5 separate regions of the Homo sapiens genome follow, and all the other regions are linked to region 1. The links are chromatin contacts, found by Hi-C or POLR2A ChIA-PET in ENCODE. All regions are on one chromosome and are shown on one strand. Each heading gives the region's core, a stretch centred on a gene start or an enhancer-like site at or near the end of the contact. The rest is flanking DNA. Distances are from core to core; before and after follow the strand shown.

Region 1 (2,519 bases), core at 11-2,510:
TTTTTGAAGAGGGGTAGGTTTGCCCCTTTACACTCTTTCTAGTTTTTAATGATTTGGTAGCTGTCTCAGACATAAAGAGAGAAAAGGTATTTTTAAGAATAATAAAATTTGTTAGTTTCATTACAACATTTCTGAGGATTCTTGAACAACTGGAATTCAGAAAGGGCATTTGACATGATTGGAGACTGAATTTCTTTTTAAGATAATTTTCATTTTTTAAACTATATTAATTAAATTAGTATATATTTTAAACTATATATTTTTGAAACTATAAGATAAGGTTCATTTTTTCCAGGTCTTTACAGAGGCTAACCAAGGTTGTGGCATTAAGAAAACACATTGGATAGGGAAAAATTATGGAGTTAAATCAGGATGATACTGAATTTAAAATTGCAATGATGAATACTGAAGTTATAAAGTACCTTTTCGTTCTCCATTCTGTAAATTCCTCATACATTTAGAGTTTAAAAATGAAAAATCTGGAGTTCCTCCCCAAATCCCGATGGTTCAAGTAGTCCAATCAATTGTACTAAAAGTTTTAATATCCTTAAAGAAAAAAGGAAATAGAAAAAGTTAGAGAAAAACAAGAACCAAAAGATCTGTTGAAAATTCCTTCACGGACAAGAGGCTACGGAAACAAAGCCTAACGAAAAATGACAAACTAGATTTACATTTTATTCTCGACCAGAGATCGCCCCACTGAGCGGAGAACGCCAACAAATGCCAGTAAATTCCTTCAGCAAACGGATCGGCGGTCCTAAGACTTCAAGCAACCCACGGAATTTCTAGTGACAGCCCTCTCCCATCTGTAGAAAAGGCGAGCCATTCTCCGGACCCCAGCGAATACTTTAGGAAGCACCCACCTGTTCGCAGATCAGGGCTCCGGACTAAGCGCACGAGCCCAGGTCCCAGCTGAGCGCACGCGACCCCAAGTAACTGGGTACAAGTCTGCATCTAGATGCCTGGATTTCTCCCCTTACACACACGTGCACAGGCTCAGCAGTAAAGTCGTGGGAGGTCGCTTGACAGGAAAGTTCCAAATTCAGTCCCAAAGCTCCAAGTATGCAGTTGGGCATTTAAAGAGTCTTATAATTAAGACTTTTTTTTTAAATTTAAAAAAGGGCTTCCTTAAAGATACAAAGCACTATTTACTCCCTGTTCGGGTGGCCAGTTCACACCACGGCGTTAGACTCCACCTTGGAAGGCTGTATTTGCCCAATAAGGCAAGCAGGTACTGTCCCCCGGCCGCCACTCGCTCAGTGCACTTCCCCCAACTTTCGGCCAAAGGCCCCTCCCCCAGGCCCTGTCCGCCCGCCGCAGTCCCGACAGTTCCCGGACAGCATCATCGTGGTTTCCAGGACAACAATTCCCGACCAATCAGAGGGCCGGAAGCGGGCCTGCGATTGGCCGACGGCGCCAGGGGCGGGGCCGGACCTTCCGCCTTCGATTTAAAAATTTGGCGCGGAAAGTCGGACCGTGGCCGGCGCCTCCCCTTAGCTGCGCGGGGCCTGAGCGCGGGCAAACCCGCGCCCGGAACCACGGCAACCCCGCCCCTCCCCCTCGTTCGCCCCCGCCCCTCTGCGCGGGAGCTCAGCTCCTCCCTCACGGCCCCCGGCGAAGCGGGAGGCGGGAAACGGCCGCCGCCGCCGCCGCCGCCACCCTCCCGAGCCCTCTCCCGGTGCCGTGTCGCCCGGGCGCCGCGCCCCTCTGCGTCCCGCTGACCTGTCAGTCCACCTCACGGCGGGAGCCGGCGGGGGCTGAGCCGGGACTCGTCAGCACCGCTGCCCCTCTCAGGCCCGGGAGCCCGCGTACCTGGCAGTCAGTCTTTCCGCAGCGCCGAGGTGGGTGCCGGAGAGAGACGCCGGGACCGGGACTGGCGGGCCGGCTGGCGGGCAGAGGGAGCGTGACCGTCCAGGAGCAGCCAAGCCCCCGATTTGAAATTAACCCGCTCCCGGCGCGAGCCGATACCGCGGGCGGGGAGGGCCGCTCCCCTCCCCCACGCCCGCTCGCCCCGGCCCCGGCCCCCGAGCGCCAATCCGAGCCTCCCGACCGTAGCCGCCGGCGAATCGGTGCAGGCACCGCCCTCCACTCCCGCCTCTACGGCAGAGTTGGGGGAAAAGTTCAGCAACTTTTTTTTCCTTTTTTTTTTTTTTTGCATACACCCCCTCCCCTTGCTCAAAGTTGGGGAATAAAATTTGGCCCGTCCGGGGCTCGCGGGCTGGGCCGCAGGCGCCCTGCGATTCCCCGCTTGGGGCTATCTCACCCCTGCCCAGCCCCAGGCCGGCTCACCTGCCCTCGGACTCCAGCCGGACCTCTCCCCCTTGCACCCCTGGCATGCATGATTGTGCTGCCCACCGTCTGCCCCGTGCCTCGCAGAAACTGGCGCGAGGAGGGAGAAGCTTGGCTACTGGTGCCTAAGCTCCGTGGGCTCTGGGCCTTGGCCCAGCGGTGAGAACTCAGGTGTAGGAGGAAGAGGAGGAAGGCGGAAAACCCTCCAACCCTGTCCTCGCCGTCTTTCC
Region 2 (2,519 bases), core at 15-2,514, 920 kb before region 1:
ATTCAACAGAGCAAGTGGTCAACTAAAACCCAAAGAAATTGTTTACATAAATAAAATCTTCTTAGCCAGTAGCTACATACAGTAGAACTGAGCTCAAATTGAAAGCTGCTATTAATCAAATGCAACAATGGATATAAAAAGTACCTAGAAATGTACAAACAGTATAAAGAGGAACAGCAGAATGCTGATAATTGTTCAAGTTGCGTTAAGTGTACATGAGGGTTCAATTTATTATCCTACTTTTGTCTGCGTTTGAAATTTTCCACAATAAAATTTAAAAAATATATACATAATATTGTACAAGCCTTCAACAGCTCTATTTCTTGAAAATCTGTTATCTCCTCCCTGCTTCTTTTTCCAGCCTTATTTCCCATCTTAACCTCTCTATTCTCCAACTACATTGGACTCGACTCTTTTTTTCTTTTTCATTCCATAAACTTGCTGTGCCTCCATGGTTTAATATATGATGTTTATGGAATCTTCCCCCATTTACCAAAACCCTACCTTTCTGCAAAGCTGAGTTTAAATGTTACTTCTGTGAAGGCACTCTACCAAAAACTAAGAACATAGAAGTTGGCGACAAATGCTTAACCAAAGTAAATGAAACAACTTTTGGGAGACTGGCTTGCCCAAGGATCACAGAGTTCATAAATGGTAGAGCTGAGATTAGAATACGCGTCTCCTGAATCCAAATCTCATCTTTCCATTATCGTAAAATAGTTCAGTGTTTGTTGCTCACACATCAAATGCAAACATGTTTCTCTTTTGCCCCAGTAGGTGCGTGGAGGAAGAGGAGAAAGAAGTAAGAAAGATAGCAAAAATTGAAGAAATGAGAAGGGGAAGTTGCAGACTGCCTCATTTTCACAATGGGATCTTTCTATCCAAGAAGAAATGATCAGAAAACAACTCTCTGCCTCAGACAAATGGCGACTGACTCATTTATACATTCATTCATTCAACATTCTGAGTGCCTACTATGTTCCAGGACCTGAACACACCGCTAGAGACACAGGGATGAACAAAACACAATCCCTACCCACAAAAAGCTCCTTGCCTAGTGGAACTACTACCTTTTTAACAGCAGTAACTTTAATATCTTGAGATTTCTTGAGAGGAGACCCAGTAACCAATTTTCAAAGCCAGGCTCACAGACCAGCAGCCCGGAGGTCCCAGCCCAGCTCCACCACATCCAGGGCAGTACCTCGCAGCTCTCAGTAGATCGGATCTTGTCTCCCGGCTTAGCGCCGGGGAACTCACCGCGCACTAAGAGCGGAACGTGAACTTCAGTCTCCCCTCGCGTTCCTCCCCTTCCTTGCTGACGTCATCCAGGAGAGCCGCAGACTGGAAACAACGCTACTAACGGCACTTCCTCATCACGTGACGAGTCACGCCCCTCCTTCCGCGTGGTCCCTCCCCCTCAGGCCGCGGTCGCGATTACGCTCTCTACGGCCTGCGACCGCAGGGCCGTTGCGGGCTGGAGACACGGCGCCGACTGGAACCGGAGGAGCTCTAGGCCAAATGGTTGGGCCAGCCAGGATCCCAGGACCCTTCGCCGCTCGAGACCGGAGAGAGGAAACGAAACAGGCGGGAACCCGTGGGGGAGGGAGGGAACTAGCGGAAGGTGTCATGGCGGCCGCGCTCTTGAGTCACGTGCCCAGGGCCCGCCTTGCTACTTCCGGTCACGTGCCCTCAGACTCCTCGCAGCCAGCGATGGAGGCGAGACCCCCTAGTAACAGAGGCGGTGGCTACTGCTGCGGCCACTGGGTTTCGGCCTCTTCCCAGCAGCGGCTCTAAGAAGCGCAGCGGAACTCGACCGGATCCAACCCAGTTAGTTACTTCCTGTCTAGAGTTGTAGCTTCCACCTGGTAAGTTTAGACCGAAGAATGCAGGCGGGCGGGTGGGTGGGCGGGTGAGGAGCTGACAGGCCTGGGGGCCGCTGGACGGCGTGGATTCTACCCCTGTTCCCAGCGTCGCTGTCGCCGTCCTCCCAACGCCCAAGCCTGGCGTCTTGTTTGCCCTTATCCCGAGGCGAGGAAGAGGCGACCCCTAATCTACTTGTCTAAAGGAAACCTGCTCTTAAATTGAGAGCAGGTTTACCCAAAGCCAGGATCAGATTTGGCTTATGAGAATGAAGTGGAGGCCTCTCCCAGACAGAGAAGCCCTTCCCGTCAGGAAATGTGCTGTTGAGTCTGGGATTCTGTAAGAGAAAAGCTGTCACCTTGTTGTCTGCACACCTTTTGCTTCCACCTGTCAATCTTACCTCTCTTAAAAACCTTAACACGTGCCAGTCCACACACTCCTAGTTTTGGTCATTTGATTGTCGTGTAATGATGAAAAATAGACCATGAGTACCTGGATATATGTAATTATTTTGTAAATCCCCCAGTGTTCTCAAAGGCCAAATTAAATAAGGAGGTGACTTTTCTTATTTTTTTTTAAGAGACAGAGTCTTGTTCTGTCGTCCTGGCTGGAATGCAGTGGCGTGATAATAGCTCACTGTAACCTCGAATTCCTGGGCT
Region 3 (2,519 bases), core at 13-2,512, 850 kb before region 1:
GGGAAGTATTGGTACAAATTAAAGAAGAGATGGAGGAGGGCGGGCTAGGCAATGGAATCAGCAAGAATACAGGCCCAGAGGTAAGTATGATAAGAAAACAAAAAATTGAGCTGGGCACGGTGGCTCACGCCTGTAATCCCAGCTCTTTGTGAGGCCGAGGCGGCCAGATCACTTGAGGCCAGGAGTTTGAGATCAGCCTGACCAACATGGTGAAACCCCGTCTCTACTAAAAATTACAAAAATTAGCCGGGCGTGGTGGCGCCTGGCTGTAATCCCATCTTCTCAGGAGGCTGAGGCAGGAGATTCGCTTGAACCCGGGAGGCGGAGGTTGCAGTGAGCCGAGATCAGCCCACTGCACTCCAGCCTGGGCGACAGAGCGACTCCGTTTCAAAAAAAAAAAAATTAATAATTAAAAAAAAAATCGCAGGGCAAGTGGGCGCGCTTGTAGTCCCAGTCACTTCGGGGAGCCGAGGTGGGAGGATCGCTTGAGCCAGAAGGTCGAGGCTGCAGGAAGCCATGATCACGCCACTGCCCTCCAGCCTGGGTGACAGAGTGAGACCCTGTCTCGAAAAATACCAAAAAACAAATAAACAAACAAAAAACCAAAACCAAAAAAACAAGCCACTGACAGTTCTTGGGTATGGTTGAGACTCGAGATGAGATGCCAGTGGGGTGGGCAGTAGAAAGTGCAGAATAAAATGTACATTTGAACTGAGTCACCCTGCAAGGCCTGAGAGGCCAAGGCTTCACTGTGAGTGGGAGCTGGTAGGCTTAGCAGCAGAGGGAAAAGCAGCGTCGAGTTTTGGAGGTCACTCGACTTAGGTAAGAACAGACTGACTGACTGCTAGGCATTTTCTTCCTTTCGTTCAACAAATATTTGTGGAGTGCCTATTACGTGCCAGAAGCTGTTCTGGACACTGAGAAACAGGGATGAAGAAGAAACAGATCCAAGCCTTCCTGAGAGTAACCTCCCCAGGTTTCATGGATGAGGAAACTGAAGGTCGTCCTGACTCAGGCTCATGGCTCCGACCCCGGCTTCTGTGGTTGGAGGGCAGCACCTTACTTAGACTCCCAGCGCACGTGGAGCAGTCTGCCGGTCGGTTGTCTGGCTGCGCGCGCCACCCGGGCCTCTCCAGTGCCCCGCCTGGCTCGGCATCCACCCCCAGCCCGACTCACACGTGGGTTCCCGCACGTCCGCCGGCCCCCCCCGCTGACGTCAGCATAGCTGTTCCACTTAAGGCCCCTCCCGCGCCCAGCTCAGAGTGCTGCAGCCGCTGCCGCCGATTCCGGATCTCATTGCCACGCGCCCCCGACGACCGCCCGACGTGCATTCCCGGTACGGTAGGGCCCTGCGCGCACGGCGCCAGAGGGATGGGCGGGTAGAGCCAACTGCCTCTGGTTCTGCTGGCCTCCGCTGCTCGCGAAGGGATTCCTGCTCCCGGGAGGTGTAGGAGCCGCTTTCCAGAAGCACAGCCCAGAGACGTCTGGGCGGCGGCCCACACAACGCATGTGTTCGGAGCTCGCCGCGCTCTGCTTTTGCTCTAAGCGGGAACCATGGCTTCTGGCCACGCTGGGGAACCGAGGAGGTGGCCGCACCCAAGCAGGGGTCGAAAGCCCGGGTGGATGCGGAACAAGGATATGATAGGCCTTAAGGGTGGGGGATACCTCTGGGCTCGAAATCGGCGGGCGGTGCAAAACTCGAGGTCCAGTTCTCGGAGCCCATAGAGCCAAAAAAGCCTCAGCTTGTCCGGGGCGGGTTCTTGAAAGACGGAAAGCGGCTGAGTACCACGCGGCTTGCATTTTTCTCTTGGGACGCTCGAGAGGTGGGCTCCGTGAGGGCAGCTGCTGCCTGCAGATTATAGGGAGCCCTTTGCGCATTTATTAAGAAGCTACTGGTGTATCTCGGGCTGCGCTAGGCACGGCGCATGCAAAGATGAAGCAGGCAGCATCCCAGCCCTTCCGCACCTCAGACGGTCAGTTGAGTAGGATCCGCCGGTACCAACTCCTCCTTTTAACAAATAGGGAGACCGAAAGCTAGGAGACAGTCAGGGATCTCTAAGTTCCCAGTGAGTAGGAGGCAGAGGTGAGGTGTAGAACTCGTTTTTGCATGTCTCTCGCCTCTAGACGCACCCTTCCCTCATCCCATGCCCTCCCACCTCCGCCCCTACATTAAAGGTAGCATTGGATCCCGGGGCCGTTCAGTGAAGCTAGCAGGTGTCCGCAGGAACTCCCTTCCCCCTGCCAGGCTAGAAACCTTACAAGGCTGTCTAGAAATAGCAGTGATTTGTAAGGAGAGACCCGGCTCCAGCTTGGTGACTCTGGGCTGACTGCCTGCCTAGAGGTCCTCTCGGATTTTTGCCCTTTGGAGTGGTGTCAAAACTAGACGTGATACTTTGGGGATGCAGCCTGTGATATTTCCTCCAGCGAATGCAGTGCAGGGTTGGATTAACAAGGTGGAAAGAATTCGAGGGTTCCACCAAGTAGCTATTAACTCTAGGGCTGCAGGCCTCAGGCCTTCT
Region 4 (2,519 bases), core at 9-2,508, 710 kb before region 1:
TCCCATATGTCTTCTATAACTAAGGATAACAAGTTTATCAAAACAAAACCAAGAAGCCTAAAATATACGATTACACAACCAATATATGCTTTATTTTGAAAGCTGTCATTTTCTCCTTAGAGATTATTTGGTCTTCAATCAAGAACTATGGGGGCGATTTAACTGGAAAAAGTCTGTTTTTAAAAAAGTTTTACACATAATAGTGTGTTTTATTAAAAATTGAAACCGCTTAAACCGCTGATTGCTACCATTCTTGCTTTGACAAAACTATCCCAAGCTAACACGTTGAACTGGTCAAGACTCAACTCTCAATCATTTTACATAGTTTTGGAAAATTACAACAAAACATAACAAAAGCCATTCCACTCTGGTGTGAGGTGCCACGTTTGAAGTAATTATATAAATAAATCATGGCTTTAAAATACAAAATGCTTAACTGCTTTTTTAAAAATTGAAAAAAAAAACACTAGTCTTGAGCCGTGAAGATCATAAATTAAGCTCAAAGCAAATAAATACGCGTTATAAGAAGCATACACTTAAAAGTAGTTACTCTTAGAAAATCCCTGAAATGGTAATGGTATGTATTTCACCTGGGGCAGTAAGGGACTGGTATTTTCGCTTCTTTTCTGGAGAATACAAAACTGAAAAGGCCACACTCTCTGCGGGTCGGCAAAAGAAAGGCTAAGACTGGAGGATCCCTAGATTGGGACAGGAGTAGAGGATTGCCTCAGATCTACAACTAAGTATGATCCCTTGTTTGTGTTTATAAAAACAAACGAAAAACTACACTGCCCCACAGACAGCTCCAAACTCAGTGGAAGAGAGGAGGGCGGGTGGGCGGCAGGTGTCAGGTAGCCTCCGCTCCACGCCTTTGTTGACTGTCGCCGTCCCCCACCCTCCCAGCTCCCGTACGGGGATTCCCGCACCAGGCGACAGGCGCCTCGGGGCGGGGTTCTGAGGAGGTCGCTAAGGACTGCACCGGGGCTTCCGGCCCGTCTGGGAAGCTTGCTTGGCTGGGCCGGGACGGACTCGACAGGGCGCGGAAGGGAGCGGTGGGCGCGCCCTGGGAGGCGAGCGCGTCGCAGCCTCACCTTGGACACCATTTTCTTGAGCTGGCTCTCCGACACCGCCATGACGGCCGCCTGGCGACTCCCTTCCCCGCAGGCAGAGGGTCAGCCGCTGCTGGGCTGCCCCAGACCGTCCCACACAATCGCACACCCCCAACCCGGCCTCAAACAACAGGAAGTCGGCACCACTACACCACTTCCGCTTCCACTACGTCACTTCCGGGCCGCCGTCCTGCGGGCAAGGGTGGACACCGTGTGGGATTGAGAGGGGCCTGGTGGGGTGGGTTCCAACCAACCCGCCCCTCGAGTGCCGGAATCAGCAGGACGAATCGGGTCCCAAAGATGTGGGCAAGACTGTTCCGAGGGTCGAAACTCTGGTTCAGGATAAGATTAGCAGGTATTTCACAGAGTCGACTTAAGGAAGCTAGTGCCGGAGAGGGAAGAAGTACGAAGGGCTTGCCAGTGAGCCTTAATGACTGATTGATCAAGTGGGAGGGCACTGCACTGGCGGTCAGAGAACTGTTCTGTCACTGACTTGCTCTTGTGATAATGGTAGGCTAGTGCATTTCTAGCTCAGGCGCAAATTTCTCCCGACTCTAAAGTCATACACTTGCCTTAGATGATGCCCAGTGGTCCTCTAATTAATGATTTTTTTTAAGCTTAAAGACCTTCATACTATACGTTGGCAAGGGTAAAGTGTAGAGCCTTTGTTTCACAAGAAGCCAGATAGTAATTTCTTCTCCAGGAAATCATTCCGTAAGTCAGAATTTCTCCTCTGTACCCACCCATAAATGATAATACAGGCCGTATTTTACCTGGTGCTGTATTTGTGTACCTGTCCGCTGTCAAAATCCAAGCCCTTGAAGGCAGGCTTCCTTCAGATCTTCATTGCCTTGCACAATGCAAGGGTAGGTACTTCCATCTTAATTGAATTTTTACTTCCCATAAAAATTCTTCATGGTGACTTACATTAGTCATCATTACACATCACCGTCAGTTTTGTAAGCACAGTGTCATTCAAGGTATTGTAAAATTTTGAGTTTGATGATGTGTGACAGTTTCAATTATTTTAGTACAGCCCTAATGAGAACAAGGCCGTAGTATTGATTCCCTTCAAAGTTGGCGTCTAAGTGAAGGTCACATTCACAAGGAGGGCCTAACTGAAAGCATGTGGAAGCATCATTATAAACTGTTGCTAACACGCACAAATAAAGGCTATTAATAGGTATTGTTTTTCTTTTTCTTTTTCTTTTTTTTTTTTTTTTGAGTCACTCTCACTCCATCGCCCAGGCTGGAGTGCAGTAGCACCATCTCGGCTCACTGCAACCTCCGCCTCTGTTTTTCAGCTCCTTAGTTAAGCATACAGCTCCAGTCAAACCAAACTAGAGGTCTGTCTGTCCTTCCATTTTACTTGCTGTTTTATGTCTTTTAAAAGCAAGAAGGTTTTCAAAC
Region 5 (2,519 bases), core at 10-2,509, 610 kb before region 1:
GGATAAGGGATGGCTGTGTGTGTGTATATATACATATATTTATAAACATAAATATAGACCTTTTTCAGATCAATATTTTCAAAGGGATAAAAGAATGAACTAGCCTCAGAAGACAAAAAAAAGCTGCAGAAGAGAAAAAAACGAATATTGCAATATACGAATATCTAGGAAATGCAGAGCACTTCGTCGGAGCTCAATAAATTCTAGCTGAATTGACTTTGAGAGCCGTTTTAGTTCTATACCTCACTGCTCAAACCGCAGGCATCACCATGCAACTTATCGGTTTACAGCTGTGCTGTGGGTACCATCTGAAAATCTGGAAATGATTAGCTTATGCAAAACAGCCATAACCCCCAGAAACCAGGCGCTCTCCACCACTTTACCATTTAAGTCTTACACCGCTCTTGCGACTGTAAGCGAACTGACAAACATCTACTGACCAAATGGGACCTAGATTTTAAACAAAGACTGAAATCTGGAAGGCTACAAGTAAACAGAAGCTGAAACTAGCTCACCTATTCTGTTGGCCAAGGATTTCGTGGAATCTGCTAAACTTCTCTTCCCAAAAGATGATACCTATCCCCTGGGAGGTGATAATTTAATCACCTCGGTGGCTGAGTGGGTGGGGCCGAGTCAGAGAATTCTTTCAAGAAATCGCTAAACGTTTGACTTGAAGATCGATGAGAAGCCAGCCAAAAAGCTATCAAGCCAAGGACCCCAAACCCCCTAACTCCCTTACATACATATTTCCTTCCCAATCTCTAGGCTGAAGTTTATGTGGAAGCCAAAAACTACCAGCGCTAGAATCCACAGCGTGCCAGGCACAGCTCACTCACGGCTTTCACGCAATTCTAGCTACAACACCCAAACCGCAAAGTCCCTGTTGCAGGGGTAAATAAGCCGGCGAAACCCATTCACAGGAAGGCTCCCGCGTCTCGTCCCAAGCTCTTTTCTCCCGAGTTCCCAAGAGTATAAACCCAAGAAAAGGAAATAAGGCGTCCGGGTCTTTCCTCTCCCGGAGCCGATAGGCGGCTGCCCAGAAGTTCCATGGGCCACACACATTCCGAACTTGGAAGACTAGGGTCCCCTACATTGATGCCCCAGCTGCTACTTACCGGCACATTGTTGACACCTTGTCCCTTGGAAGCTATCATGAGAATTTCTCTGAAGTCCATGTTGGGCCGAGGCGGGAGAGACTGGGCCAGGCACTCGGAAAGGACTGACAGCGCACCTAACCGAGGCGCCCAGCTACAGCCAACTGCACTGCCTCGGGAGCCCCACTCCCACCCCGCCTCTGCGGGACCACTTCCGGCGCCTTCCTATGCCGTCTGCCCGCCCCCTTCCCTCCACGGCCTATATCCTTTCAGGGCCGCCACAGCGCTCGCGAGTCCCTGCGTAACTTCCGCTTTTAGGCCGAGACACGTACAAACGTGATACGTGGCTGCTGGCGTCGACCCGAGGGGCAGGGACTAGGCATTTTAGCAACCAAGGGGGTGTGGCTAAGCGAGAGAGCGGCTTCCCTGGTGGCCCGGGCGCGCGGTCTTGTCATCTTGTTGCTCCTTGTGAGCGCTGGGTAGAGAAAGTGAGGGGGTAGAGGGTTTACTTGCCAGGCCTGGGTTCTCTGGGTGTCACGGGTAGGCGCTTAGATCCAAAACGGCGGCGCCACAACAGCTGAACAGACGGATCTCGAGCCGGGGTTTGGGCTACTTGTGTCTAGGCGCTCGCGAAGCTGCGCAGGCGCACACAGCAGCGCCGTGGTCCTGTCTTGGATGCCCATTACTCATCAAATTCGGCCACATGCCGTGCGCTTACCTCCTACTCAGATGCACGCGTGCCGGGGATGGGGGCACGCGCTTACTTCTTTTGCCCCGTTTAGAAAGTAAGTTTTATGTGGAGCAGCCAACCTGTGTTTTTGCTCAGGCAATGGATTAAGGAATTTCACATACAGACCCAGCCTTGACATAACTTTGGTGTACTGATGAACATATGCTTCATATTCATATTCATTGGGATCCTAGTCCTGACTTCTTTTGGAGAGTTATCTTGGATCTGTAAGGTCATTTCGACTTAGCAAAAACACTGAAAATAATTAGGCAAACCTGGGTCTGCAAGTGGGAACCCGCCAGGGGATTGATAGCAAACAGGTACTCGGGATCTTTTCGGTGGGATGGAAATGCCTCCAAACTGGATTGTGGGGATGGTTGCACTATACATGTACTAAAAATCGTACACTTAAGACGGGTGAGAATGATACAGTATGTAAATATGTCAAGCTGTTAAAACATGCTAGACAGGCCGAGCGCGGTGGCTCACGCCTGTAATCCCAGCACTTTGGGAGGCCGAGGCGGGCGGATCACGAGGTCAGGAGATCGAGACCATCCCGGCTAAAACGGTGAAACCCCGTCTCTACTAAAAATACAAAAAATTAGCCGGGCGTAGTGGCGGGCGCCTGTAGTCCCAGCTACTTGGGAGGCTGAGGCAGGAGAATGGCGTGAACCCGGGAGGCGGAGCTTGCAGTG

The links. Hi-C counts contacts between places; a loop is a spot of excess contacts on that map. ChIA-PET counts read pairs that join two places held with the same protein, here RNA polymerase II (POLR2A). Pooled maps may share reads with other maps.
Region 2: a pooled map shows a loop between it and region 1 (37-fold over the local background). The contact joins the promoter of HPS5 here to the promoter of E2F8 in region 1. A Hi-C loop is called at or near these places in 5 of 37 single-sample maps with no recorded cell type and 11 of 50 pooled maps.
Region 3: a pooled map shows a loop between it and region 1 (29-fold over the local background). The contact joins the promoter of LDHA here to the promoter of E2F8 in region 1. A Hi-C loop is called at or near these places in 7 of 37 single-sample maps with no recorded cell type and 14 of 50 pooled maps.
Region 4: a loop to region 1 is called in a map of OCI-LY7, with 8 times the contacts of the local background. The contact joins the promoter of TSG101 here to the promoter of E2F8 in region 1. A Hi-C loop is called at or near these places in 1 of 168 maps with a recorded cell type or tissue (OCI-LY7), 1 of 37 single-sample maps with no recorded cell type and 10 of 50 pooled maps. POLR2A ChIA-PET finds 5 or more read pairs at or near these places in 1 of 52 experiments (OCI-LY7).
Region 5: a map of naive thymus-derived CD4-positive, alpha-beta T cell shows a loop between it and region 1 (29-fold over the local background). The contact joins the promoter of SPTY2D1 here to the promoter of E2F8 in region 1. A Hi-C loop is called at or near these places in 1 of 168 maps with a recorded cell type or tissue (naive thymus-derived CD4-positive, alpha-beta T cell), 5 of 37 single-sample maps with no recorded cell type and 10 of 50 pooled maps.

Annotation. Positions count from the first base shown.
Region 1 is chr11:19,239,685-19,242,203 of GRCh38, forward strand. E2F8 (E2F transcription factor 8) reads right to left here and starts at 1,261. Exons shown (of 13, transcript NM_024680.4): 1 at 864-1,261; 2 at 423-546. The coding sequence starts at 437. All of the region lies in intron 1 of CSRP3-AS1 (CSRP3 and E2F8 antisense RNA 1), which reads left to right. RefSeq lists a silencer at 1,331-2,030 and enhancers at 2,151-2,260, 2,466-2,519.
Region 2 is chr11:18,320,876-18,323,394 of GRCh38, forward strand. HPS5 (HPS5 biogenesis of lysosomal organelles complex 2 subunit 2) reads right to left here and starts at 1,265. Exons shown (of 23, transcript NM_181507.2): 1 at 1,071-1,265. It overlaps GTF2H1 (general transcription factor IIH subunit 1), which reads left to right and starts at 1,692. Exons shown (of 15, transcript NM_005316.4): 1 at 1,692-1,865. RefSeq lists enhancers at 763-1,712, 850-2,049, 940-1,239, 1,250-1,669.
Region 3 is chr11:18,393,301-18,395,819 of GRCh38, forward strand. LDHA (lactate dehydrogenase A) reads left to right here and starts at 1,263. Exons shown (of 8, transcript NM_005566.4): 1 at 1,263-1,336. RefSeq lists enhancers at 558-1,222, 869-958, 1,223-1,888, 1,269-1,358 and a silencer at 2,119-2,168.
Region 4 is chr11:18,525,684-18,528,202 of GRCh38, forward strand. It overlaps TSG101 (tumor susceptibility 101), which reads right to left and starts at 1,259. Exons shown (of 10, transcript NM_006292.4): 1 at 1,092-1,259. The coding sequence starts at 1,133. RefSeq lists an enhancer at 1,419-1,528.
Region 5 is chr11:18,633,083-18,635,601 of GRCh38, forward strand. It overlaps SPTY2D1 (SPT2 chromatin protein domain containing 1), which reads right to left and starts at 1,260. Exons shown (of 6, transcript NM_194285.3): 1 at 1,116-1,260. The coding sequence starts at 1,175. LOC105376578 (a long non-coding RNA gene) reads left to right here and starts at 1,267. Exons shown (of 2, transcript XR_931097.3): 1 at 1,267-1,879. RefSeq lists a silencer at 245-424 and an enhancer at 1,481-1,750.